Regions from separate parts of the Homo sapiens genome. Here region 2 is linked to region 1. Evidence: read pairs that join two places in POLR2A ChIA-PET (ENCODE). Cell type or tissue: K562. All regions are shown on one strand. Region 1 overlaps EPS15-AS1 (EPS15 antisense RNA 1). Region 2 overlaps FAF1 (Fas associated factor 1).

What was found. Peaks named below come from ENCODE experiments on the same cell type or tissue, not always from the same donor. Only the 100,000 strongest peaks of a DNase experiment are listed, where the experiment ranks them.
Region 2: POLR2A ChIA-PET joins it to region 1 with 7 read pairs; 2 of 35 experiments call an interaction of 5 or more read pairs at or near these places.

Annotation. Positions count from the first base shown.
Region 1 is chr1:51,562,339-51,567,338 of GRCh38, reverse strand. All of the region lies in intron 2 of EPS15-AS1 (EPS15 antisense RNA 1), which reads right to left. It also overlaps a transcript of OSBPL9 not described here and the pseudogene CALR4P. Among named protein-coding and RNA genes, the nearest start is that of EPS15, 46 kb to the right of the region's middle. In K562, a CTCF peak has its summit at 877 (motif pointing right); a DNase peak (open chromatin) is centred at 2,103.
Region 2 is chr1:50,764,777-50,769,776 of GRCh38, reverse strand. All of the region lies in intron 4 of FAF1 (Fas associated factor 1), which reads left to right. Among named protein-coding and RNA genes, the nearest start is that of FAF1, 190 kb to the left of the region's middle. In K562, no CTCF peak of the experiment used is centred here; no DNase peak of the experiment used is centred here.

The DNA of each region.
Region 1 (5,000 bases):
CCTTAGGCTGGGGACAGAGTGGGCCAGACATGGCCTTTGACTTCACAGAACTCACAGTCAATGAAGGTAAGAGTCAAGCAAAGTGACTACCTAGTATGCTGGGCATCTGTGGGAGCACAGAAGAGGACCCCTACCCAACCTGGAGGCTAAGGAAATACTTCTTAGGTAAGAGTTCTCCTGAGCTGCACTTCAGAAGATGAACATGACTTGATCTTGTGAAGTGATAAGACAATTTTAGGGAGAATTGAATTCTTAGAAAAGATAATCACAGAAGGAAAGTCACAGCGACTTGAGAAAGAGTAGCACTGCAAGTGGGAGCATGGAGAGAGGCAGGAACCGAGCCTAGAAAAGCCCACAGGAGTCATTGGAGAATGAGTGTTTCACACCCAAGGCCTTCTTTAGCAAGACTGTGTAAAGGCTGTACCATGCAGGAGCTCTCTGAGATCCTCCTCTGGGGCAGGCCTCATGCTGGAAGCTGCAGACACAACAGACAAATCATATATGACACCTGCTCACAGTCTAGTGGGACAGGCAGAAAGACAGGTAAGATCAGAGAATGATGAGAGCTGCAGTGCAGGGAAGGATGAAGGCTAGGGAGACCAGAGGAGTGTGTACTATGAGAAGAGGCCCAGAATCCATATAAGGTTAACCAGAAAAATGGGTTAAAGAGTGTGGTAAGGTTTGTTTGTGACTATGTGGGTGGTGGCATTCAGGGAACTGAGGGTCTGGTGCATTTAATGCTTGGGATCTAAAGATGTTCAAAATGGAACTGAAATATTTCCCCATTCCCTTTATAGATCAATAAAGACCCTCACCTGTACACTCTGATTATTCGCCCCAATGCTACTTATGAGGTTAAAATTGACAACCAGCAGGTGGCAGCTGGGGCTCTGGAGGAGGACTGGGACTTCTTGCCTCCCAGGAAAATAAAAGACCCTACGCCCAGAAACCAAAGAAATGGGATGAACGCCTGCACATAGAGGATCTGGAAGACAAGAAACCTGACATCAGAGGGCATTTGGCTGGGAAGCAGGTGGGATCTCAGCTGTGGAGATAGGAGAAGGAGGCTGGGAATGATGGAGCAGAGACTGGGGACATCAATCCCTCAAGGAGTTGTTCAGCTAGATATTGTTTTCCAAAGAGGCATGGAGGGAAGAGGGCAGCCACTCACCTTTGTTGGGGATCCAGCAGCCTCTGTGAACAATGTGTTATGATCCCTCTTTTGTGGATAAGGAAACTGATGCTTAGAAAATGAAGTAACTTGCCCAAGCATACATGCGTTAGAACCAAGATTTGAACCTACATCTTTTTGACTCTTAAGTTATCAATATGGGGAATGTGTGGAGTATACTCATTGGCTCATTATTATTATTCTGGAAAGCTGTACTGGATATAGCTATGAATAGAACAACCCTTGCCCTCTAGGGATTCTGAATATAGTAAGGGAGGCAGATAAGAAAACAAAGATCAAAATATGTGATCAGTGCTGAGAGCCAGGGAGGCAAGCCAGTGAGAGCCCAAAAGCGGATCCCAGCCCAGCCTGAGTTGAGGTGTAGGCAGTGGTCTGAGAAAGAGAAGGAAATGCTTGAGTGAGTGAGTTAACCTAGGAGTTGGAAACATAAACTCTGGGGTCAGGCTGATATGGGTTGGAGCACCACCTTTTTCTAACTATGGGACCCCATCCTACTAGCAGTTAACTCTGCACAAGGAATATAACTGCTGTGAAAGTCAACTTCACAAACAGGTATTATTTTAATACTTACGTGTGAAGGTTACTGTGAAGATTAAATGAGCTAATAAAAAATACATAATGTAGTGTCTGGTATATAGGAAGTCCTTAATGTATGGCCTTTATATGTTAATAATATGCTGAATTTCAAATAATAGATTTATTAGAGAAAAGTAAGAGGGAAACTGGGGTGGAGGGAAGACATTCCAGACTCAGGGAACAGCAGGAGCAAAGGCACAGTGGTTAGTTAGGAAATAACATGGTGTGTAAAAAACTGACAGCAGTAGTTCAGTATTTGGGGAACATAAGGTTCAAGGTGGGGCATGGTAGGAGATAAGGTTGGAAAGGTCTGTTGGAGCCAGGCCAGGAAGGGCCTCACCCACCACATTGCTACTCTGCAGGTCAGAGCAGAGTCAGTGTCATGCAGAAGAGATGCTTGAGGTCAGGCAGGGGTCAGCATGGGACCAGGTAACTGGAGTCCAGCCCCTAAAGAGAGGCCTGCAGAGAGACGGGCAGTTGCCTAGCCACGTGTAGGGAGATTTAGCAAAGGGCCCCAATCCTTGGTGGAGGGAGGTGTAGTAAGGGAATTAAGGCAGATGATCAGGCAAAGTGTCTGGGCCTTCAGCACCATGGAAAAATAAGGGGCTGGGTTGCTGCCATGCCCAGAAGGCAGGCTTAGGGTAGGAAGACTAAACATGGACCCTCCCCTCCTGGTGAGGACCATGCACCTGATGTAGTCAGGGTTGGCTTGGCTCAAGGACTTGGGGAGAGTAGAGAGGCTGCAGGCCTCTATGCTCCCTGTTGAGTGGAACAAGGGAAGATGGAAACTGATTAAATCAACAGGGCACTGTCACAACTATAGCCCCCAGGATAGGATGCTGTCTGTCTTAGGAATCATAAAACGGCTAGAACAGGCTAGGAACCAGAGAACTTTCCCAATCACAATTGTGTTGAATGACTGTGAATTTGGTGGGCTGGCATAGAAGCCTTCAGTCATTCTGGACAAATGGTCACAACCAAAGCAAACTGCCAGGCAGGCAGAGCAAAGCCTTGGAGGCTCCACAGCATAGAAATATAAAAGTTGGGGTAGGCTGTTTTTGATCTTGTAGATCTCTGTCTTAGGAAATCAGAGGGTCCTGGGGTACAAGGAAGGACTGACACAGGCCTGGGAGCATACTGGGATACAAAGCAGGTCACCAAGAGGCCTTCAAGAAGAGGGACCTAGGCTAAAATACCTATTATAACAATAAGGGCCCATGATTGTGGGGGAGGGTGTGGCCAGAGACAAGGGAAATTCCCATCTTACTTAAGCTTAAAGAACTCAAGGTCAAAATGATAGTGAACCCAGAGGAGGGATTGGAAGTGCTTAAAGCCTCTTTCTTTTCTGCCCTGCATTTGTTTACAGGTCCTGAGCTGGACCTTCATATAGATGATGATGGGAGGGGGCAGAGGGAAGGAGCCAGGTCCAGCCTGACAGCACTCTGGACCCCCGTTTTCTTTTCTTTTCTTTTCCTTTCTTCTCTTTTCTTTCTTGCTTTCTTTTTTTTTTTTTTTTTTGAGATGATCTCGCTCTGTCACCCAGGCTAGAGTGCAATGGCATGATCATGGCTCACTGTGACCTCTGCCTCCTGGGCTCAGATCCTCCCACCAGGTGCATGCCACCACACTTGCCTAATTTTTAAAGTTCTTTGGGGTAGGGATGGGGTCTCACTATATTGCCCAGGCCGGTCTTGAACTCCTGGGCTCAAGCAGTCCTCCCACGTTGGCCTCCAAAGTGCTAGGATTATAGATGTGAGCCACCACGCCCAGCCTGGACCCCAGTTTTTTCTCAGCCTACGCATCTATCCTCATGAAGGAACATTTCATTTTAGTACTGGGAAGACTTTGAATACATCCTGGATCCAGAAGCCAAGAAGCCAGATAACTGGAAGGAGGCTATGGATGGGGAGTGGGAAAGGCCTCTGATGCCAAATCCGAAGTATAAGGTGAGGGGGGTCTCTCTTTCCAATGGGTGTGAGAAATGAGACAAAAGACATGTCAACGCTAATTGATGAAACAGAAATTCTGAGATCCTGTGGTCATCTTCCCTTCCCCTAAACCCCGCAAATAAGACTGTACCCTCATCTGAGCCCTGCTCACAGGGCTATGCCTACGTTGGACGGGGTGGGCTGGTAAAGGCCAACTTTGACAGGTATAGGGCCAGGCAGCCCTGGGCCTGGAGTTTGTCCAGAGTGGTGGAAAGCAGCCAGTCACAGGAATGTGGTCAAAATAGGACATGGGTTTGGGGTCAGGAACTGGAAGTCTTAGAAACAGGCCAGAAGGAGAAAGGGTGTCCATGAATGAGCCAAAAATGCAAGGGGTAGGGACACTTTTTATTTTATTTATTTATTCATTTATTTTGAGACAGAGCGTTGCTCTGTCACCCAGGCTGCAGTGCAGTGACGTGATCTCGGCTTACTGCAACCTCCACCTCCTGGGCTCAAGAGATTCTCATGCCTCAGCCTCCCGAGTAGCTGGGACTACAGGCACGTGCCACCACGCCTGGCTAATTTTTTGTATTTGCAGTAGAGACGCGGTTTCACTCTATTGGCCAGGCTGGTTTTGAATTCCTGACCTCAAGCGATCCGCCTGCCTTTGCCTCCCAAAGTGCTAGGATTACAGGAGTGAACCACTGCACCCAGCCAAGGGACACTTATTTTTAAGAGCTAACTCCTGACCTCATGTTAGAAGCAAGAAGAACGAAAGGAATCAGTGTCAAATTGTCCAGAGGTAAAACTGACTGAAGCAAGCATGATTTTATTTGGCCACAGTTTCCTACACTACACACCAGGAAGAGAACGGCCTCAACTGCCAGGATACTCAGATGATATTCTCTGAGAAGCTACATTTTCTTTATTTCATGAATGAGCTGGTGCAGACATGGGGCCAAGCTCAGAATGGGTCCCTGCCACCTCGCTTGGCTTCCTCTGGGTAGCAAGGGGAATTTGAAAGAATCTTGTGCATTAACTCAAAGAAAGGGAAAGAAGCTCCTGGAATCCTTCTCTGAATCCTTATGTCTAATACACAACTGCCTCATAAATCAATTGGTGTATTAGTCCATTCTTGCATTGCTATAAAGAAATACCTGAGACTGGGTAATTTATAAAGAAAAGAGGCTTAATTGGCTCATGGGTCTGCAGGCTATAGCTATACAGAAAGCATGGCAGCATCAGCTTCTGGGGAGGCCTCAGGTGTCCACTGTGATGGCGGAAAGTGATGGCAGGGTTTCTCA
Region 2 (5,000 bases), 800 kb after region 1:
ACCCAGCCTGTTGAGGGTTTTTAACGTGAAGCATGTTGAATTTTATTGAAAGCCTTTTCTGTATCTGTTGAAATGATCATGTGGTTTTTGCTTATAGTTCTGTTTATGTGGTAAATCACATTAATTGATTTGTATATATTAAACCAACCTTGCATCCCAGGGATAAAGTCCACTTGATCATGAAGGATTAGCTTTTGGATGTGCAGCCGGATTTGGTTTGCTAGTATTTTGTTAAGGATTTTTGCATCCATGTTCATCATTGATACTGGCCTGAAGCTTTCATTTTTTGTTGTGTCTCTGCCAGGTTTTGGTGTCAGGATGATGCTGGCCTCATAAAATGAGTTAGGGAGGAGTCTCTCTTCCTCAAGCATTTGGAATGGTTTTAGTAGGAACAATACCAGTTCCTCTCTATGCATCTGGTAGAACTCAACTGTGAGCTCATCTGGTCCTGGGCATTGTCTGGTTGGTAGGCTTTTTATTATTCATTCAATTTCACTTTACTATTGGTCTGTTCAGGGATTAAATTTCTTCCTGGTCCAATCTTGGGAGGTTGTATGTTTCCAGAAATTTATTCATTTCTTCTATGTTTTCTAGTTTGTGCATAGAGGTGTTCATAGTAGTCTCTGAGGGTTTTTTGTATTTCTGTGGGTTTGGTGGTAATGTCCCCTTTGTCATTTTTGACTGTGTTTATTTGGAGCTATCTCTCTCTCTTTCTCTCCTGTTTTTTTTTTAAGTCTACTTAGTAGTCTATCAGTCATATTCTTTCAAGGAACTAATTCCTGGACTCAGTCTTTTGTATATTTTTTTATGTCTCAGTTTCCTTCAGTTCAGCTTTGATTTTGGTTATTTCTTGTCTTCTCCTAACTTTGTAATTGGTTTCTTCTTGTTTCTTTAGTTCCTCTAGGTGTGATGTGTGATGTTAGATTGTTAATTTGAGGTCTTTCTAACTTTTTGCTGTGGACATTTAGTGTTATAAACTTTTCTCTTAACACTGCTTAAGCTGTGTCCCAGAGTTTCTGTTACATTGCATCTTTGATCTCATTAGTTTCAAAGAATTGCTTTAATTCTGCCTTTATTTTATTATTTACCCCATAGTCATTCAGGATAGGTTGTTTAATTTCCATTAAATTGTATGCTTTTGAGTGATTTTCTTACTATCAATTTCTATTTTTATTGCACTGGTTCAGTAGTGTGATTGCTATTGTTTTTATTTTTTTTTAATTTGCTAAGGATTGTTTTATGGACAATTATGTGATGGAATTTAGAGTATGTACCATGTACAGATGAGAAGAATATATATTTTGTTGTTTTTGGGTGTAGAGTTCTGTAGATATCTGTCAGGTTCTTTTGGTCTAATATTGAGTTCAGATTTTATCTTTGTTAGTCTTTTGCCTCAGTGATCTAATTCTATCAGTGGGGTGTTGAAGTCTACTATTATTGTGTGGTTATCTTAAGTCTCTTTGTAGATCTCTAAGAACTTGCTATATGAATCCGGGTGCTTTTATGTTTGGTGCATATATTTAGGATAGTTAGGTCTTCTTGTTGAATTGAACCCTTTAGCATTATGTAATGCCCTTCTTTATCTTTTTTTAATCTTTTTGGTTTAAGGTGTGTTTTGTCTGAAGTTAGAATAGCAACCCCTGTTTTGTTCTGTTTTCTGTTGACTTGGTAGATTTTTCTCTGTCCCTTTACTTTTAGCCAGTGGGTGTCATTGCACATGTGATGGTTCTCTTTTTGGCAGCATACAGTTGGGTCTTTCTTCTGTATCTAACTTGCCACTCTGTGCCTTTTAATGGGGGCTTTTAGCCCATTTACATTCAAAGTTTATATTGATAGGTGTGGATTTGATCCAGTCATCGGATTGTTACCTGGTTATTATGCAGACTTGATTGTGTAATTGTTTGTAGGGCTAATGGCCTATGTATTTAAGTGAGTTTTTGTGGTGTCTAGTAATGGTCTTTCCTTTCCATATTTAGCACACCCTTAAGGAGTGTCTATAAGGCAGGTCTCGTGGTGACAAATTCCTAGCATTTGCTCATCTGAAAAGGATTCATTTATGAAGCTTAATCTGGCAGGATATGAAGCTCTTGATTAGAATTTCTTTTCCTTAAGAATGCTGAATATAAACCCCCAATCTCTTCTGGCTTATAGGTTTTCTGCCAAAAGGTACACTGTTAGTCTGTGGGGTTCCCTTTGTAGGTTACCTGTCCCTTTTCTCCAGCTGTCTTTTATTTTGTCTTTTATTTCGACCTTTAAGAATCTGAAGACTATGTGTCTTGGGCATAGTTGTCTTATATAGTATCTCAGAGGCATTCTCTGCATTTCTTATATTTGAATGTTGGCATGTCTAGTGAGGCTGGGGAAATTTTCGCGAATTATATCCTAAAATATGTTTTCCACGTTGCTTGCTTTCTCTCCCTCTTTTTCAGGGACACCAGTGAGATGTAGATGTGGTCTCTTAATGTAATGCCAAATTTTTTAGAGGTTTTGTTTGTTCTTTTTTGAGTCTTTTTAATTTTAGTCTGAGTTATTTTGGGGAACCAGTGTTTGAGCTTTGGGTTTCTTTTCTCCAGTTGGCTAATTCTGATGTTAATACTGGATTGTCTTCTGAAATTCTTAAAGTGAGTTTCTCAGCTCTATCAGATCACTTTGGTTCTTTCTTACAATGGCCATTTCATTTTTCATCTCCCAAATCATTTTATTGTATTCCTTAGAATCCTTTATTGGGTTTCAGCTTTCTCCTGAATCTTGATGATCTTCATTCTTATCCATATTCTGAATTCTGTTTCTGTCATTTTAGTCATTTCAACCTGGTTAAGACCTATTGCTGGGGAACTAGTGTGGTTGTGTGGAGGTGAGAAGACACTGTGGCTTTTTAAATTGGCAGAGTTCTTACACTGGTTCTTTCTCATCTGTATGAGCTGAGCATTCAGTCTTTGAAGTTGCTGTCTTTTGGATGTGTGGTTTTTTTTTTTTTTTTTTTTTGCTTGCTTGCTTGTTTGTTTGTTTTTATCTTCTTTGATGCCCTTGGGGGTTTGATTGTGGTATAAGGTGAGTTTAGTCAACTGACTTTGTTTCCCTTCCTTTGGAGTTGTTGGGGGCCAAGAATGAATACCTGTGCACGGTAGCCCTGTGCTGGATCCCCAGCTTCCTACCCCTTTGGTCCAGCATCTTTGTCCTCCCTTCATCCACTCTGAATGCCTTCCCTCCAAAGATCTGCTTAGAATGCCCCAGGCTTCCTAATGTCCCAGTCTCTTGGTGGCAGCAGATGTTCATCCTGGCTGCAGCTAGTTGGCCATCTTCAGCACTTCCCCAGAGTGGTTTTAAACATCTTCTTGGATGGGTCCTTTCTGGCCATAAGAGTCTGAATTATCTCTACCCATATAGAATCTTAATTTGATTTTGCTCAAAGCAATAACTTTCATAGTTTATAAACAAAAAGTATTCTAGGGGGTAATGGCTTATAATGTTTAAAAGAAAGAAATGAATGGAGGCAGTGAATGATTTCTCATATTATAAAACATGTTAATAGAACAAAGAAGAAATTTGCTTTTGATAATTGTGCTTGAGAAAAATCCAAATGATGTAATATTATTGCATGTTTTGTTGCTTCTGGGTAACAGGTCTGAGTTTTTTATTGTTTCTACTCTGAGATGGGCTAGGTCTCATTTTACTTTTTTTTTTGAGACAGAGTTTCGTTCTTGTCGCCCAGGCTGGAGTGCAATGGCGCGATCTCGGCTCACTGCACCCTGCGCCTCCCGGGTTCAAGCTATTCTTCTGCCTCAGCCTCCCGACTAGCTGGGATTACAGGCACCCGCTACCACGCCCAGCTAATTTTTTGTGTTTTTAGTAGAGACGGGGTTTCACCATGTTGGCCAGGCTGGTCTTGAACTCCTGACCTCAGGTCATCCACCTGCCTCAGCCTTCCAAAGTGCTGGGATTACAGGTGTGAGTCACCATGCCTAGCCCTATTTTACTCTTTTTAATGTTGATATTTTAAATTTTACAAAGTGGTAACAGGCAGTATTAACATGAAATGTGTTTAGTAGTTTTTTCTTTTTTAAATCATGTGGAATTTGAGGTCCAGAAGCCCATAGAGGGCCTGTAATTTGGCTCAGTAATAGTCATTTAGTCATATATAGGGATTATGCTTTTCATCTTAGTTATTGTAAGATTGCAGTAATGTGCTACATTCTGATTAGAAATGGTTAGTAGAGCTACAGTATCCAACTTTCACTACATTTTTTTTCTCTGAATGGAAATAATTGGACTATATTAATAGCCACTTGTTTTATAGGAGCAGAGTCCCCTATCCTTAATGTTTAGTTGCCTTCTAGAAATTATGAAGGTTTAATACTATAAATTAAGGAATAAATTCCTTCCAAATGACCTTGAAAAAAGGTATTAAATTCTGTAGATAATGTATTGGTTAAAATTTGAGACTCTGAAGAAAAATAAAAACACTATTCCAAATGATCTATTTTTTAGGCATTTAAATGGCAGATAGAGTGTGTGTAAAGTGTTTTCAGTTTATTGGAGTGTAGCCAACTAAACTGAATGACCTTTTGCTAATTATTTCTCTCCTGGGCAGGCAAATATCCACTTGGAATTATTGCTTACTTAGGTTTGAGTTAGACCTTTTTTCTTTTTGTAGCCTTCTTGTCACTATGCCCTGGAAAATTCTAGAGAAAGATTGCTGTTAAAAACATAAAGCAAAGAATTGTACTCAGAGCAGCATTTGCAATATCCATATTAATCTGTAAGATAAATTGTTAGGTGAAATGATTTATGGTAATAACTTGGTTTGTGTTAACATAGAGCCACATGAATGTGAACCACCCTAGTTTCCAACGTAAAGATAGACATTTTCATGTAAAATTGAATTAATGTGTCCAAAATATGGAGGAATAAGCTCTTGTAAATTACATCTCTGACAGGTTAGTTTATCTGAAACTCTAAATCTGAGAAAACATTGAAATTTTTCTTGGCAGTAATGAACC